Regions from separate parts of the Homo sapiens genome. Here region 1 is linked to region 2. The links are chromatin loops, found by intact Hi-C in ENCODE. Cell type or tissue: IMR-90. All regions are shown on one strand. Each heading gives the region's core, and the rest is flanking DNA. Links, peaks and the distances in the headings are about the cores only. Region 1 overlaps CTDSPL2 (CTD small phosphatase like 2). Region 2 overlaps GOLM2 (golgi membrane protein 2).

Region 1 (9,528 bases), core at 409-8,408, 130 kb after region 2:
GAGGTTTGTTAATATTTAGATACTGTTTTATTTAGGTGTAAGCAGAGATCTCACCTGACACATTTCTTATCTATTTTTAAAACTCTACTTTGAGGCCGGGTGCAGTGGCTCATGCCTGTAATCCTCACATTTTGGGAGGCCGAGGTCGGCGGATCATTTGAGGCCAGGAATTTGAGACCAGCCTGGCCAACGTGGCAAAACCCCGTCTCTATTAAAATCACACACAAAAAATTAGCCAGGCGTGGTGGCGCATGCCTGTAATCTCAGCTACTCAGGTGGCTGAAGGTTGAGAATCGCTGGAACCCGGGAGGCAGAGGTTGCAGTAAGCTGAGATTGTGCCACTACACTCCAGCCTGGGTGACAGAGTGAGACTCTGTCTCAAAAACAAAACAAAACTACTTTGAGTAATTTTTGCCTTAATTTTGTAATCTTTGTATTATTAGTAACATGAAGTGAAATAAAAATGTGCTAATTTGAATCTTACTTTGAATTAAAGTAAGTAAAGATAGAGTATATACCTTTATGCTATTTAGCATAAAAATGTATGTGGATCAACATTTTGAACATCTAAATAAACTCATTTCTTAAAGCAATAATAATTGTGACTTAATTTAATTGAAATATATACCAAATTTCTTCCTAGATTATTCTACTTAAGAGCTCAGAGGGGACTTGCATCACTTAGTCCAGTAGGTTTCAACTAGGGGTGATTTTTTCCTCCAAGGGACATTTGTCAATATCTAGAGACCTTTTTGGTTGTCACAACTTGTGGAGGGGTGGCTACTAGTGTCTACTAGGTGGATGTCAGAGATGTTAAACATCCTACAATACACAGGACAGCTCTTCAAAACAAAGAATTAGACTGAAATGTCAATACTGCCGCTGTTGATAAACTCTGTCAATACCTTGTTGCATAGCAGAGAAACTCCTCAAAGTCAAAAAGAAGGAGAATAGCATTAAGGAAAAGCAGAGACAGCTATAAAGAATAACACTTTAGAGCAACAGTCCCCAACCTCTTGGCAGCAAGGACCAGTTTTGTGGAAGACAGTTTTTCCACTGACAGTGATGGGAATGGTTTCAGGATGAAACTGTTCCATCTCAGATCATCAGACATTAGTTAGATTCTCATAAGGATCGCACAACCTAGATCCCTTGCATGTAAAGTTCACAGTAGGGTTCGTGTTCCTAAAAGAATCTAATGCAGCAGCTTATCTGCAGATAAGGTAGTAGAGGCAGAGCTCAGGCGTTAATGCTTGTTCACCTCCTGCTCTGCGGCCCAGTTCCTAATAGGCTGCGGACTGGTACCAGTGGGTATGGGGTTAGGGACCCCTGCTTTAGAGTATGGAGTACTGTTTTAACGAATGCTATCTTAAACACAGCAGCAATTTCTCCCCTTGTCTCTGCCCAGTGCAGCAATATATCTTTATTGTTAGAAAAAACAAACCAGGAGGGAGAAAAAGACTGAGACAAGACAAGGGGGACAAAATAGAGAAAGAAACAAGTTAAAAGAACCATAGCAAAGAAGGAAATAAGTGTTGTAGACATCAAAAGTTGAGGAGAATCAAAGGATGATTAATTAGAACAGTTGATTGATTTTACTTTTATATTCTTAAAAGATCTGTGGAACATTTTGATTTACAGGAAACTTAAAATTATTTTCCCTAGCCACTCTGAGATGGCGTCTCAGTGTCCATAAGTAATTTTTGACACTGCTATATATAGCCTTTTGCTTCAGTAGAGTTATGTTGCCTCTATTCATTTCGCTGTCATTCATTAGATAGAAGCAGATGTGAGGGAAGGTTTTATGAATTAGAACCGTCCTAGAATGTAAACAAAAATAAAATTATTTGTGTTTTAGTTGGTGGGAACTAGTTTGCTTGTTTACAAAGAATTTTCTTCATTTTGTGTTATACTGTGTTGATTTGAAGCCTTTCAGTCTATAGGTGTAAATCTACTTTGAAAAAACTCAGTAAATATTAGCATTATAAACACATTGATACATAAAGAGCATTTGACTTACGAGTAATTTACCTCAATGTTTCTTTAATAAGCTTTCCTGAACATTAACATTAATTAGCTTTCGTGAAGTATTTTGAGGGAAAAAGAGTTACTTCTATAATGAATGATTTATAACACACTTCTGAAATTCAGTGTTTTCTAGATCATGACTTTTTTCTTGTTTCTTTTTTAGAAGCTGGTAGTTATGAAATGACAAATCAACATGTAAAACAAAATGGAAAATTAGAAGATAATCCTTCCTCTGGCAGTCCTCCAAGGACTACTTTGTTGGGGACCATATTTTCACCTGTCTTCAACTTTTTTTCACCAGCAAATAAAAATGGTAAGTATAAACTGTTAACTGTGATTTGGATTTTTTTTAAAAAAATGCATAGTTTGGGTTTTTTTTTTTTTTTTTTCTTGAGACGAAGTCTCTCTTTGTTGCCCAGGCTGGAGTGCAGTGACGCGATCTCCCCGCTCACTGCAGCCTCTGCCTCCCAGGTTCAAGCAATACTCCTGCCTCAGCCTTACAAGTAGGTGGGACTGTAGGTACCTGCCACCATGCCCGGCTAATATTTTTTGTATTTTTGGTTGAGACGGGGTTTCACCATGTTGACCAGGCTGGTCTCAAACTCTTGACCTTCAAGTGATCCGCCCACCTCGGATTCCCAAAGTGCTGGAATTACAGATGTGAGCAACTGTGCCCAGCAAAAAAATACATAGTTTTTAAAAAGATCTTTTTTATTTTATTAGCATATTTTGTCAATGTCTCGTGTATGTTTTCCACCTCATTAATAATATACAGCTCCTTGGGAGCTGGGTGTGGTGGCTGATGCCGGTAATCTGAACTCTTCGGGAAGCCAAGACAGGAGAATTGCTCAAGGGCAGGAGTTTGAGACTAGCCTGGGCAACATAGTGAGACCCTGTCTCTACAAAAAAATGTAAAAATTATTTGGGCGTGGTAGTGCACGCCTGTAGTCCTAGCTACTCCAGAGGCTGAGGTGGGAGGAATGCTTCAATCCAGCAGTTTGAACCCAGGAGTTTGAGGCTGCAGTGTGCTGTGATTGTACCACTGCACTCAAGCTTGGACAGCCAAGTAGGGGGTCCACGTAAAAAAAAATAAAAAGAATGGAATGGTCCTGTCTTCTGGGTGGCAGGGGTAGTGGCTCACAAAAGGCTTGAAAGAAAAGCCGAATCTGGAAAAGTGGCAAAAGCCATTCCAGGTAGAAGGAGCAGCATGCGTAGAGGCCTTGCAGCAGAAAACAGCATAGTGTATTTGAGAGCTGTTTGTAGTTTGTAATTGATGGAACATTGCATTTGAGAAGGGATAAGGTAGGAGAGCTATGAAGAAGTCATATAATAGAGCTAACATAGTAAGATGATGAACTTTATTCAAGTATGGGATAATTGAAAGTTTGTTTTGTTTTGTTTTTTTCCCCAAGGTGAAAGCAATTTTATTAAGAAAGTAAAGGAATAGGCCGGGCACCGTGGCTTATACCTGTAATCACAGCACTTTAGGAGGCCGAGGCAGGTGGATCATGAGGTCAGGAGTTCAAGACCAGCCTGACTAACATGGTGAAACCATGTCTCTACTAAAGAAAAATACAAAAGTTAGCTGGATGTGGTGGCATGTGCCTGTAATCCCAGCTACTCAAGGCAGGAGAATCACTTGAACCCAGGAGGCGGAGGCTGCAGTGAGCTGAGATCATGCCACTGCACTCCAGCCTGGGTGACAGAGCAAGACTCCGTCTCAAAAAAAAAAAAAAAAGAAAAAGGAATAAAGAATGGCTCCTCCTCCATAGGCAGAGCGGCCTGAAAGGTTTTAAACTGGTGAATAATACGATCAGATCTATGTTTTATAAAGATCACTTGGGCAGTAGTGTGTAGACTAGATTCTGAAGAGGCCATAGGCAGGTAGAACAATTAGTAGACTTGTAGTCGTTTGTGTGAGACTTGATGAGACCTTAATTGTATTAGAGAAGACAGGAAGGATCAGAGGATAGAAAATAGACACATTTTTGGTGCAGATTGGAGGTGAAAGAGAATAGAGATGAAGATGGCACAAGAGTAGAAGATTCAAGGAAAATAAAGTTCCTGGGAGATAGATAATTGAGTGTAATTTGGACCATGCTGAGTTTGAGATGCCATGAAATATTTAAATAAAAATATTCAGGCTGGGCGCGGTGGCTCAACGCCTGTAATCCGAGCACTTTGGGAGGCCGAGATGGGCGGATCACTTGAGGTCAGGAGTTCAAGACCAGCCTGACCAACATGGAGAAACCTATCTCTACTAAAAATACAAAAAAATTTAGCTGGGCATGGTGGCGCACACCCACCTGTAATCCCAGCTACTCAAGAGGCTGAGGCAGGAGAATTGCTTGAACCTGGGAGGCCGAGGTTGCAGTGAGCTGAGATCGCACCATTGCACTCCAGCCTGGGCAACAAGAGTGAAACTCCATCTCAAAAAACAAAACAAAACAAAAAAAACAAACCCCAGTAGTAATATTTTCCCCTCATGCTGAAGTAAAGAATCTCTGAAGGTGTGTATATCTCTGAAGGTGTGTACAGAAATAGATGTCTGGGGAAGAAGGAGTTGAAGTTTGATAGAGTTTTCTTGGAAGGAAGAGATGGTGTCATTAATGATAGTTCTAGTGGAAGGGACTTGGGAAGAATAGTGAAGGTTTACATTGATATTTTCTTTGTGTGTGTCTCTGTCTCTCTCTCCCCACCCCATACACACACAACCTCTCTCTCCACTCCCACATCTGTCTCTTCCCCCCTCCCCCCCACCTACCTCCTCCCCTCCCCCTGCCTTTCCCTGTCTCTGTGTCTCTGTTTTATTTGGATTATGACCAGTCTTTGTAATTGTATTTTTTGTTCCATAGCCTGCAACTAGGGTCTGAGAAGCCTGTTGGTTACGTTGATTCAAGAGGGATTTCTTGATGGATGACAGTGGAGGAATGAGGGATCAAGGATACTGAGGCTGCCAGTTTGACAGTGTATTTAAGTGATACACCACGAAGTCTAACTAGATGAGGAGGGTTGAGAAGAAGTGTTTGAGGGACGTGTTTGGAATTAAACAGACTGGCCTTTATCAAGTTTGAAGATCACATATAATGGGAGTATGAGATATATAATTTGAGGGTTAGGAGGTTGTGCTAAGTGGTTAATACAGTATTAGAATTTTAGGCTTCAGAGGTGAAGTTTCTCAGTGTTAATGTCCAGGTTATAGCTATGGTAGTAACTGATATAGAGCAGTATGAGTGAAGGTGGTTGGAGCTGAAGAGGGCAAGAACTTTGAGGATTAGTCATTGGATGAGTCATTGACATCATCTGTAATAACAACTAGAAAAAATACTGTGTTAAATAGAGCAGTAAACTAGTAGCTATGTATTAAACTTCTTTGCGATTGAGAGGATTCTGGCAGTAGATGGTAGGTGCCAGCAGTGAGGATAAGTGAAGAATTATATAGCCATGTGACATCAGTCTCAAAAGAGCAGACTTTTTTTGCACATTAGTGGAAAACCAGCGATTGGATAGTAGCAATGGAGATAAATGAATTCTGATTCAATTAGTATATTGGTATGGGAGAATAAAGAGCATTGAGGGAAGGGTATCAGAAAAACCTTTTAGGAAAGAGGTTAAACTTAAAGCAACAAGGGAGAAGGAATGTTCTGTAAGGAAGTTGAGAATATTGGAGGTTAATTTTTTTTGTTATTTTTGTTTAAAATGACATTTGGAAGATTCCAGAAGGAAATGGAAAGACCTGGGATTATTATTTTTTCTTTTTTAATTGAGACAGGGTCTTGCTCTGTCACCCAGGCTGGAGTGCAATAGTACGATCACCGTTCACTGCAGCCTTGACCTCCTTCTGGGCCCAAGCGATCCTCCCACTTCAGCCTCATGAGTAGCTGGGATCACAGATGTGCACCACCACACCCAGCTAGTTTTTATATTCTTTGTAGAGACAGCCATGTTGCCCAGGCTGGTTTTGAACTCCTGAGCTCAAGCAATCTGCTTGCCTCAGCCTCCCAAAGTGCTGGGATTACAGGCATGAGTCACCACACCTGGCCCAGTCTTTGTTATTGAGATGGAGTTTTGCTGAGAAATTATTTTTATATCTTTTAATTAAAAGGTTCTCATGATTAGGGGAACAGCTAATTTTTTGATACCTCTGGTTGAAAAATTACAATTGCACACATGACTAGGATGCAGAAACTTTGCTCACAAATGTTACTCTAGCCTGTAAGTCTTTATTCTTCATTGTTTGAAATAGCTAGCAAAGATTCTCTAAAAGCAATATACTCAGCTTTGTTCCTGCAGGAATGATCAGTCTAAATAAATATATTGTACGGTGATGCTGCATTTAGTTTTTCTAAATAGGTGCATTTTTAAATGATGATAGTACACTGAATCATGATTTCAGGAACGTCAGGATCAGATTCTCCAGGACAGGCTGTGGAAGCTGAAGAAATAGTAAAACAACTTGATATGGAACAGGTGGATGAGATCACTACCAGTACTACTACATCAACTAATGGAGCAGCTTACTCAAATCAAGCAGTTCAAGTGAGACCATCACTAAACAATGGTTTAGAAGAAGCAGAAGAAACAGTTAATCGTGATATCCCACCCCTTACAGGTGAAGAAAATTTCTTTTCTTATACATCTTCATGAGTAGTTGATAAAAAATAACAGTATTTCATATTTTTTCTTAAATGAGCACATTATATGCATAGGTTTTTCTTCCTGGAAGTTAAGAAAAAGTTAAAATTGGAAACAAAGCTTTGTCCCAAAAATCCAAAGTCATTTTGAAATTGAAATTTTTTAAAAGATTTTGACTAAGTATTAGTCATTTTACAGTTTAATTATTACTACTAATCTTATTGCTTGGAGAAATTTAATACAACTAACAAAATATATGCTCATGTTTATGAATATCCTTATTATTATTGCACAAGTCTTAGACCCTTATGTCTGAGGTCACTAGCTAGAGGCAGTCTCATACCTTCAGATTTGTTTGATTACATCAATGACATCCCCCCAAAAACTGCTTCTGTTCCTAGATCTCCCTATATACCTAAGTTTGCAGCCTGACTTGGAACCTTATAAAGGCCAAACATAATTATTGGGTTTCGGAGCCATTTGTCCTTGAAATGTGGAAACATATGGATCAGGAATTTCATTACCTCTGAGTACTGTGGTGGATAGACAGGGTACAAGATGGAATTGTGTTCCACCATTCTTAAAAGCAGAAATAAAACTGAAGAAGGCCATCTTCTTATTAGGGCATGGAGATTTTATCTTAAATTTGTTTTGTTTGTTTGTGTTTGTTGTTGTTGTTTATTGTGGTACCAGGTATTTGAGAGAGCGCAGTAAATATATATTAGTTAAGAAACATAGTTTGGGGCCAGGCATGATGGCTGGGGCCTATAACCCAGCACTTCAGGAGGCCAAGGCAGGAGGGTTGCTTGAGGTCAAGAGTTTGAGACCAGCCTGGGCAAAAGAGCCAGACCCTGTCTGGGGTGGAGTCTCACTCTGTCGCCCACGCTGGACAGTGCAGTGGCATGATCTTGGCTCACTGCAACCTCCACCTCCTGGGTTCAAGCGATTCGCCTGTCTCAGCCTCCTGAGTAGCTGGGATTACAGGCATGTGACACCACTCCCAGCTATTTTTTTTTTTTAACTTTTAGTAGAGACCAGGTTTCATCATGTTGACCAGGCTGGTCTCGAACTTCTGACTTCAAATGATCTGCCCACCTCGGCCTCCGAAAGTGCTGGGATTACAACTGTGAGCCATTGCGCCCGGCCAAAAAAAATTTTTTTAAATTAGCCGGGGATGGTGGCATGTGCCTGTAGTCCTAATTACTCAGGAGGCTGAAGTGGGAGGATTGCTTGAGCCCAGGAATTCCAGACTGCCGTGAGCTATGACTGAGCCACTGCAATCCAGCCTAGGCAGCAGAGCAAGATCCAGTCTTGGGAAAGACAAAAGAAAAAAAGAAACATAGTTTGGTTTAAGGAAATATAATATACAGATGGTTCCTGAGTTACAGTGGTTCAACTTCCAATTCTTTTACTTTACAATGGGTTTATCAGGGTGTTAAATGCATTTTGACCTATGATATTTGTGACTTATGATGGGTTTATTGGGATATAGCCCCATCATAAGTCTAGGAGCATCTGTACTTCTCTCAGCTATAAAAAGGAAACTTTTAAAAAAGTAATTGACACAGCAGAAAACATTTAAAGAAAATATGATACAATTATGAAACTTCTATATAATGCAATCCAGTAATACCAACGTGAAGAGACAAGCAGCAAAATAGGTTTATTTTAAAGTCATCAAGTGAAAGATTCATATGTATAATGTTAAATTCAGAATTTAAAAATAATACAGAATCTAACAGTCAAATCAATACAATTACGTTCATTCTTTTGTGGGTAATATTTGCAATTTAACCCACCTTTGACCCATCATTTTATGCTTATTACTTTGCCCAGTGGTATAAGACTAATAAAGTATAGACTAAAGTTCAGGGCTTTGGCTTCCTGTTCGATGTTTGTTCTGTATTTTCATGCTCTTGTATAAGCCTTTTTATTTATTTTTTCTGACAACTGTGAAGATGGAGAAAGGATTTCTGTAACTTAGCGGTTTCTAGAAGGGAAAATTAAGATATACTATAGTTGTCACAGTCATTCATTTATTCTCCCAGCATTTATGAGCACCTTTTTTTTTTGTGATTGGAACTGTTGATGAATTGACTCCTGAGGAGTTTGTGATCTAATTGAAGAGCCAAATATACAGAAACATCACTATACAGTATGGTGAGTGCTGCTACAAAGAAGTGAGCTAAATGACATGGTGTGTCACATTGCAGTTACTCTGATTGGGATGATCATGAGAGTATAGATAGAGGCATTTAGTATGAGTGACAAAAGTATTCTTTTCCTTAACTTTGAGAACATAGCCAAAGAGAACAAGAAGGTAGGAAGCTAGCAGCTGTGTTACTTTGGACAGCTTATTTAAGCTTTTGAGACAGTTTCAAAAACAGTTTTCTTAGCTTTAACATAGTTTTTGTAATACAAGGTTTTGCAGGCTAAAGGAGATAAAATAGGCAAAATACTTAGCATATAAGCACTTAACAAATATTCTTGGCTGGGTGCCGTGGCTCATGCCTATAATCACAGCACTTTGGGAGGCCAAGGTGGGCAGATCACTTGAGCTTAGGAGTTTGAGACTAGCCTGGGCAATATGGCGAAACCCTGTATCTACAAAAACAACAACAAAAAAATTAGCTGGGCATCGTGGCTTGCATACTATAGTCCCAGCTACTTGAAGGGCTGAGGTGGGAGGATTGCTTGAGCCTGTGAGGTCAAGGCTGCAGTGAGCTGTGTTCATGCCACTGCACTCTAGCCTAGGCAACAAAGTGAGACCTGTCTCAAAAAATAATAATAAAATAAAAATATTCTTTCATCTGAGATTAATAGGAACTTGAAATGGTAAAGTTGTTGGAGATTTTTTTTTGTGCT
Region 2 (9,528 bases), core at 709-8,708:
ACATTGGTGCAAAAATCCTTAACAAAACACTATCAAACCGAATTAAGGAACATATTAAAAAGATCATGTATCATTGAACAAGTGGGTTTTATCCCAGGGATGAAAGGATGCTTCAGTATACATGACTCAATTAATGTGGTATGTCGTATCAACAGAATGAAGGACAGAAACCATATGGTCATTTCAATTGATGCTGAGAAAGCATCTGATAAAATTTAACATCTCTTCATGATAAAAATCCTCAAAAAACTGGATGTAGAAAGAAGAACATACCTCAACATAATAAAAGCCATATGTGGCAGACCCACAGCTAGTATCATACTGAAGAGGGAAAACTGAAAGCCTTTTCTCTAAGATCTAGAACACGAAGTGGATGCCCACTTTCACCACTGTCATTTGATCTAGTACTGTTATTTGACCTAGACTTCCAGTACTAGTACTGGAAGACCTAGCTAGAGCAATAAGAAAAGAGAAAGAAATAAAGGACATCCAAATCAGAAAGGAAGGTGAAAGGATTCCCACTTTAAGCACTGCTATTTAACCTAGTACTGGAAGTCCTAGCTAGAGCAATCAGACGAAAGAAAGAAAGGTGGCCAGGTGTGGTGGCTCACGCCTGTAATCCCAGCACTTTGGGAGGCCGAGTTGGGTGGATCACGAGGTCAGGAGATAGAGACCATCCTGGCTAACATGGTGAAGCCCCGTCTCTACTAAAAATAACAAAAAATTAGCCGGGCGTGGTGGCGGGTGCCTATAGTCCCAGCTACTCAGGAGGATGAGGCAGGAGAATGGCGTGAACCCGGGAGGCACAGCTTGCAGTGAGCTGAGATTGCGCCGCTACACTCCAGCCTGGGCAACAAAGCAAGACTCTGTCTCAAAAAAAAAAAAAAAAAAAAAACACAGACAAACAAAGAACATCAAAATCGGAAAGGAAGAAGTCAAATTATCCTTGTTTGCAGGTGATGTTATATTTGGAAAAACCTAAAGACTCCACCAAAAAACTATTAGAACTGATAAATTCAGTAAAGTTGCAGCATACTAAATCAACATACAGAAATCAGTAGCATTTCTATATGCCAACAGCGAATAATCTGAAAAAGAAATCAGGAACATAATCCCATTTACAATAGCTACAAATAAAATACCTAGGAATTAACTTTACCAAAGAAATGAAAGATCTTTACAATGAAAACTGTAAAACATTGGTGAAAGAAATTGAAGAGGACACACACACAAAAAGGAAAGATATTCCATGTTCATAGATTGGAAGAATCAATATTGTTAAAATGTTCATACTACCCAAAGCAGTCACAGATTCAATGCAATCCCTATCAAAATATGACATTCTTCCCAGAAATGGAAAAAACAATCCTAAAATTTATATGAAATCATAAAAGGCCTAGAATAGCCAAAGCTATCCTGAGAAAAAAGAACAAAATAGGAGGAATCACATAACCTGACTTCAAATTATACTACAGAGCCGTAGTAACCAAAACAGCATGGTACTGGCATAAAAACAGACACATAGACCAATGAAACAGAATAGAGAACCTAGAAACAGTTCATACATCTACAGTGAACTCATTTTTGACAAAGGTGCCAAGAATATGCACTGGGGAAAGGACAGTCTCTTCATTAGATGGTGCTGGGGAAGCTGAATATCCATACACAGAAGATCGAAACTAGCTCCCTGTCTCTCACCACATACAAAAGCCATATCAAAATGAATTTACGACTCAAATCTAAGACCTGAACTATGAAACTACTAAAAACAACATTGGGGAAACTCCCTGGGACATCAGACTGGGCAAAGATTTCTTGAGTAAAACCCCACAAACACAGGCAACCAAAGAAAAGATGGACGGATGGGATGACATCAAGTTAAAAAAGCTCTGCACAACAGAGGAAACAATCAGAAAAGTGAAGAGTAGCCAGGTGCAGTGGCTGACACCTTTAATCCTAGTACTTTGGGAGGCCGGCAGATCACCTGAGGTCAGAAGTTCGAGACCAGCCTGGCCAACATGGTGAAACCCCGTCTCTACTAAAAATACAAAAATTACCTGGGCATAGTGGCAGGCACCTGTAATCCCAACTACTCAGGAGGCTGAGGCAGGAGAATCGCTTGGACCTGGGAGGCAGAGGTTGCAGTGAGCCCAGATCGCGCCATTTTAGTCCAGCCTGGGCAATAAGAGCAAAACTCCATCTCAAAAAAAAAAAAAGAAAAGAAAAGAAAAGTGAAGAGGCAACCCACAGAATGGGAGAAGATATTTGCAAACTATCTATCTGACAAGAGATAAATAATCAGACTATATAAGGAGCTCAAACAACCATATAAGAAAAAAAATCTTATAATTCAGTTAGAAAATAGACAAAAGGTCTGAATAGACATATGTCAAAAGAAGACGTACAAATGGCAAAGCAGATATATGAAAAAGTGCTCAATATCATTGGTCATCAAAGAACCATAAATCAAAACTATAATGAGATATGACTTTAGCCTGTTTAAAATGGATTGTATCCAAAAGACAGGCAATAACAAATGCTAACAAGGATATGGAGAAAAGCGAACCCTCATACACCATTGGTGGGAATGTGAATTAGTTCAGCCACTATGAAGAACAGTTTGGAGTTCCTCAAGAAACTAAAAATAGAGCTACCATATGATCTAGCCATTCCACTGCTAGGTATGTACTTAAGAGAAAGGATATGACCTGGCATTCATATGCAGAAAAATATATATATAGAAAGGAAATCAGTATATTAAAGAGATATTTGCACTCTCTTGTTTATTGCACTATTCGCAGTAGCCAGGATTTGGAAGCAACCTAAGTGCTCATCAGCAGATGATGGATAAGGAAAATGTGGTATATATACACATTGGAGTACTATTTAGCCTTAAAAAAGAATGAGATCCTGTCATTTGTAACAACATGGATGGAACTATGGTCATTATGTTAGGTGAAATAAGCCAGACACAGAAAGACAAACTTCACGTATCCTCACTTATTTGTGGTGGGAACTAAAAATTAAAATAGTTGAACTCATGGGAATAGAGAGTAGAATAATGGTTACCAGAGGCTGTGAAGCTTATTGGGGAAGGGTAAGGGGGAAGTGGGGATGGTTAATTGGTACAAAAAATAGAAAGAATGAACAAGGTCTGGTATTTGATAGAACAGCAGAGTGACTAAATAATAGTTTAATTCTATGTTTTTAAACACCTGAAAGAGTATAATTGGGTTTTAACACAAAAGATAATGCTTGAGGTGATGGATGCCCCATTTACCCTGGTGTGATTATTACACGTTGTATGCCTGTATCAGAATATCTCCTGTACCTCATAAATATATACACCTACCATGTACCCACAAAAATTAGAAGAAGAAAATGTAAGTAATGCATTTCCTCAAAAAATTATAGGTAATTAGTATTAATCCACTGTATGTAATTGACATCTATTAACCACTTCATCCAACAACAGCAGGGACTCATTCTTCTCAAGCTGTCACAGAACACTCACCAAGATAGACCATAAAACGGGAATTGAACAATGAGAACACATGGACACAGGAAGGGGAACATCACACACCAGGGCCTGTTGTGTAGTGGGGGGAGGGGGGAGGGATAGCATTAGGAGATATACCTAATGCTAAATGACAAGTTAATGGGTGCAGCACACCAACATGGCACATGTATACATATGTAACAAACCTGCACGTTGTGCACATATACCCTAAAACTTAAAGTATAATAATAATAAAATAAAAATAAATAAATAAAATAAAATAAAATGAGACAGCAACCACACACAAAAAAATACTTATAAAACAGATTTTAAAAAATATTAATCACATAATGTCTACTCTCAGACCTCAGTGGAATTAAACTGAAAATCAATAGAGAAAGATAGGCTCTCTGTTCCTTCTGTGTGATAAAGGACACAGCAGCAGCCATGCAGCAGCAGCCATGCAGCAGCAGCCATGTCCCTGAGACAGTTGGTGAAATTGAAGGTTGTAGTAAACACATTTGGCTGTACTGGGCATCTGGTCAACTGGGCTGCTTTTAACTCTGGCAAAGTGGATATTGTCATCATCAGTGACCCCTTCACTGACTCCAGCTACATGGTCTACATGTTCCAGTATGATTCCACCAGTGGCAAGCTCCACAGCACTGTCAAGGCTGAGAATCACAAGTTTGTCATCAGTGGAAATCCTATCTCCATCTTCCAGGAGCAAGATACCACCAAAATCAAATGCAGTGATGCTGGCACTGGTTGTGTTGTGGAGTCAACTGGTGTCTTCACTATCTTGTATATGGCTGGGGCACACTTAGAGGAGAGAGCCAAAGAGTCATCATCTCTGCTGCCTTTGACCCCCTGTTTGATGGGCATGAACCATGAGAAGTACGAAAGCAACCTCACAATCATCAGCATTGCCTCCTGCACCACCAACTGCTTAGCATTCTCTGACCAAGATCATCCATGATAGCTCTGGCATCATGGAGGGACTCCTGACCACAGTCCCTGCTATCACTGCCACCCAGGAGACCTATGGATGGCTTTTCTGGGAAACTGTGACGTCATGGTTGTGGAGCTCTGCAGAACATTATTCCTGCATCTACTGGAACTTCCATGGCTGTGGGCAAGGACATCCCTGAGCTGAATGGGGAGATCACTGGCATGGCCTTCCTCGTCCCTACCACCAATGTGTCAGTTGTGGACCTGACCTGCTGTCTGGAGTAACCTGCCAAATATGATGGCTTCAAGAAGATGGTGAAGCAGGCATCGGAAGGCCCTTCGAGGGCACACTGGGCTACACTGAACACCAAGTTGTCCCCTGTGACTTTAACGGTGACACTCCCTCTTCCACTTTTAATTCTGGGGCTAGCATTGCCCTCAGCAACCATTTTGTGAAGTTAATTTCCTGGTATGACAATTAGTTTTGCTACAGCAACGGGGTGGTGGACCTCATGGTCCACATGGCCTCCAAGGAATAACAGCCCTCCGGACTACCAGCCCTAGTGAGAGCACGAGAGAAAAAGAGAGGCTCTCAGCTGCTGAGGAGTCCCTGCCTCACTCCGTCCCCCACCACACCAAGAAGCTCCCCTCCACCACAGTTTTCATGCCATATCCCCTGAAGAATGGGAGGGGTCTAGAGAGCCCCCACCTTGTCATGTACCGTCAATAAAGTCTTCTGTACTCAGCCAAAAATAAAATAAAATAATAGAAAGATAACTGGAAAATCCCAAAATATGTGGAGATTAAACAACTATTTCTGAATAATGCATGGATCAAAGAAGAAATCTCAGGAGAAATTTAAAAATATTTTGAACTAAATGAAAATGAAAACACTACTTATCAAAATTTATAGGATGCAGTGAAAGTCATGCTTAGAGGGAAATGTATAGCAGTGAATGCATATGTTAGAAAAGTAGAAAGGTCTAAAATCAGTCATTTAAGTTTCCACCTTAGGAAATTGAAAAAAAAAAGGCAAATTAAATCCAAAGTAAGCAAAATAAAAGACATAATAAAAAATTAGAACAGAAGTCAATAAAATTAAAAACAGGAAATCATTAGAGAAAATCAATGAAACCAATAGCTGGTTCTTTGACAGTATTAATAAAAATGCATAAGCCTCTAGCAAGGCTAAGAGAAAAAGAGAGAGGACACAGATTACTTCTGTCAGAAATGAAAGAGGGTTATCACTACAGATCCCATGGACATTAAAAGGAAAATAAAGGAATACTATGAACAACTCTGTGCCTACCAATTTGATAACCTAGATGAACTAGACCACTTCCTTGATAGACACAGTCTGCCAGCTCTACAAAAAGATAATCTGAACAGGTTTATATGTATTAAATAAATTGAATCAATAATAACCTTCCAAAGCAGGAAGCACCAGGTACAGATGGGTTTGCCGGTGAATTCTACCAAATATTTAAGAAGAAACTATACCCCTTATCTACAGTCTCTTTCAGAAGATAGAAGCAGAGGGAATACTTCCTAATTCATTCTATGATGCCATTGTTATGCCAGTACCAAAACCAGAGAAAGACACTACTACAGACCAATGTCTCTCATGATCTTAGATGAGACAAAACTACAGACCAATATCTCTCTTGATCTTATATGCAAAAATTCTCAATGAAATATTAGCAAGTTGAATTCAACAATGTATACAAGAATTATAGGCCAGGCACAGTGGCTCATGCCTGTAATCCTAGCACTTTGGGAGGCCAAGGTGGGCAAATTGCTTGAGCTCAGGAGTTCAAGACCAGTCTGAGCAACATGGCAAAAACCCATCTCTATAAAAAAATACAAAAACTAGCCAGGTGTGGTGGCACACCCCTGTGGTCCCAGCTACTCAGGAGGTTGAGATGGGAGGATTGCTTGAGCCCAGGAGATGGAGGCTGCAGTAAGCCAAGATCACATCATTGCCTAGGTGACAGCAAGACCCTGTCCCCACCACCACCCGCCCCCCAAAAAAAAGAAAAAGAAAAAAGTGTATCACAAGCAAGTGGGATTTATCCCAGGTATGCAAATCTGGTTTAATATTAAAAAATCAAGTAACATAATTCATCGTATTAGCAGGCTAAAAAAAAAATCACATGATTATATCAGTGAATACAGAAAAAGCATTTGGCAAAATCCAAAACTCATTCATGATAAAAACACAGTTAACTAGGAATACAGGGAAACTTTCTCAACTTGATACAGAATATCTACAAAAAAATCTACAAGTAACAACATACCTAGTGATGAGAAACTAGAAGTTTTCCTAACATCATGAACAAGGCAAGGATGTGCCTTCTCACCACTCCTTTTTAATATTATACTGGAAGTCTTAGCTAGTGTAATAAGGCAAAAAGGGAAACAAAAGGTAAACACATTGGGAAGGAAGAAATAAAACTCTCTTTGTTCACAGATGTCATTATCTTATATGTAGAAGACCCAAGAGAACTGACAAAAACGCTCCTGGAACTAGTAAGTGATTATAGAAAGGTTGCAGGATATAAGGTTAATATACAAAAGTTAATCACTTTTCCATATACCAGCAGTCAACAAATAGAATTTGGAATTAAAAATACAATACCATTTATAGTAGTACTCTCAAAATTCAATTATTTAGGTATAAATTTAATAAAATGTGTGAAAGGTCTATATAAGGAAAACTACAGAACTCTAAGGAATGAAATCAAAGAAGAATTAAATAAATGGAGAGCTATTGAGTTTCATGGATAGGAAGACTCAGTATTGTCAAAATGTCAGTTCCTCGGAGTATGATTTATAGATTGATATGATCCAAGTCAAAATCCCAGGAAGTTATTTTGTGGATATTGACAAACTGATTCCAAAGTTTATATAGAGAGGCATGCCAGGCACCATGGCTCAAGCCTGTAATCCCAGCACTTTGGGAGGCCAAGGCAGGCAGATCACCTGAGGCCAGGAGTTTGAGACCAGCCTGGCCAACATGGCAAAACCCTGTCTCTACTGAAAATACAAAAATTAGTTGGGTGTGGTGGCGCACATCCGTAATCCCAGCTACTCAGAAGGCTAAGGCATGAGAGTCACTTGAACCCAGGAGGCGGAGGTTGCAGTGAGCCAAGAGCACTTCATGCACTCCAGCCTGGGTGACAGAGCGAGACTCTGTCTCAAAGAAACAAAACAAAATAAAGTTTATATAGAGAAGCAAAACATTCAGAATAGCCAACACAATATTGAAGTCAAAAGTTGGACGACTGATGCTACTCGACCTCGAGACTTAATATTAGAGCTACAGTAATCAAGACAGTATGGTATTGGTCAACAAACAGAGAAATAGACCAATGAAACAGAACAGAGAGTCCAGAGATAGACACACATAAATATAGTCAACTGGTCTTTGACAAAGAAGCAAAGGCAATACAATGGGGTAGACAGTATTTTCAAAAAATGGTGCTGACAACTAGATTTTTAAAAAATGAATCTAGACATAGACGTTATACCCTCCACAAAAATTAACTCAAAATAGATCATAGACCTAAATAGAAAATGCAAAAGTATAAAACTAGAAGACAACAAGAGAAAACCTGGATTACCTTGGGTATGGCAATGACTTTTTGGATACAACACCAAAGTAGCGATCCATGAAAGAAATAATTGATGAGCTGGACTTCATTAAGATTTAGAAACTTCTGGCCGGGCACGGTGGCTCACGCCTGTAATGCCAGCACTTTGGGAGGCTGAGGCAGGCAGATCACGAGGTCAGGAGATCGAGACCATCCTGGCTAACATGGTGAAACCCCATCGCCACTAAAAATACAAAAAAATTAGCTGGGCGTGGTGCCGGGCGCCTCAGCTACTAGGGAGGCTGAGGCAGGAGAATGGCGTGAACCAGGGAGGCGGAGGTTGCAGTGAGCTGAGATCGCGCCAATGCACTCCAGCCTGGGTGACAGAGCGAGACTCTGTCTCAAAAAATAATAATAATAATAAAGAAAAAGATTTAGAAACTTCTGTGAGTGAAAATGTCAAGAGAAGACAAGACTGGGAGAAAAATTTTGTAAAAGACATATCTGATAAAAGATCTATGCAAAATATACAAAGAACTCTTAAAACTTAACAATTAGAGGCCAGGCGCAGTGGCTCATGCCTGTAATCCCAGCACTTTGGGAGGCTGAGGTGGGCGGATCACGAGTTCAGGAGATCGAGACCATCCTGGCCAACACAGTGAAACCCCGTCTCTACTAAAAATACAAAAAAATTAGCCAGGCATGGTGGCAGGCACCTGTAGTCTCAGCTACTTGGGAGGCTGAGGCAGGAGAATGGGTTGAACCCGGGAGGCAGAGCTTGCAGTGAGCTGAGATTGCACCACTGCACTCCAGCCTGGGCAACAGAGCGAGACTCCGTCTCAAAAACAAACAAACAAACAAACAAACAAGCAAAACACTCTGCAGGATATTATCCAGGAGAACTTCCCCAATCTGGCAAGGCAGGCCAACATTCAGATTCAGGAAATACAGAGAATGCCACAAAGATACTCCTCGAGAAGAGCAACTCCAAGACACATAATTGTCAGATTCACCAAAGTTGAAATGAAGGAAAAAATATTAAGGGCAGCCAGAGAGAAAGGTCGGGTTACCCACAAAGGGAAGCCCATCAGACTAACAGCGGATCTCTCGGGAGAAACTCGATAAGCCAGAAGAGAGTGGGGGCCAATATTCAACATTCTTAAAGAAAAGAATTTTCAACCCAGAATTTCATATCCAGCCAAACTAAGCTTCATAAGTGAAGGAGAAATAAAATACTTTACAGACAAGCAAATGCTGAGAGATTTTGTCACCACCAGGCCTGCCCTAAAAGAGCTCCTGAAGGAAGCACTAAACATGGAAAGGAACAACCACTACCAGCCGCTGCAAAATCATGCCAAAATGTAAAGACCATCAAGACTAGGAAGAAACTGCATCAACTAACGAGCAAAATAACCAGCTAACATCATAATGACAGGTTCAAATTCACACATAACAATATTAACTTTAAATGTAAATGGACTAAAT

Evidence for each region. Hi-C counts contacts between places; a loop is a spot of excess contacts. Peaks named below come from ENCODE experiments on the same cell type or tissue, not always from the same donor. Only the 100,000 strongest peaks of a DNase experiment are listed, where the experiment ranks them.
Region 1: a loop joins it to region 2, with 2.1 times the contacts of the local background. A loop is called at or near these places in 1 of 110 quality-filtered maps.

Annotation. Positions count from the first base shown.
Region 1 is chr15:44,484,360-44,493,887 of GRCh38, forward strand. It overlaps CTDSPL2 (CTD small phosphatase like 2), which reads left to right. Exons shown (of 13, transcript NM_016396.3): 3 at 1-3; 4 at 2,192-2,341; 5 at 6,425-6,640. Among named protein-coding and RNA genes, the nearest start is that of EIF3J-DT, 48 kb to the right of the region's middle. In IMR-90, for the core only: no CTCF peak of the experiment used is centred there; DNase peaks (open chromatin) are centred at 5,312 and 6,442; H3K27ac peaks cover 492 bases.
Region 2 is chr15:44,350,704-44,360,231 of GRCh38, forward strand. The region is part of intron 6 of GOLM2 (golgi membrane protein 2); the gene reads left to right. It also overlaps the pseudogene GAPDHP43. Among named protein-coding and RNA genes, the nearest start is that of GOLM2, 67 kb to the left of the region's middle. In IMR-90, for the core only: no CTCF peak of the experiment used is centred there; no DNase peak of the experiment used is centred there.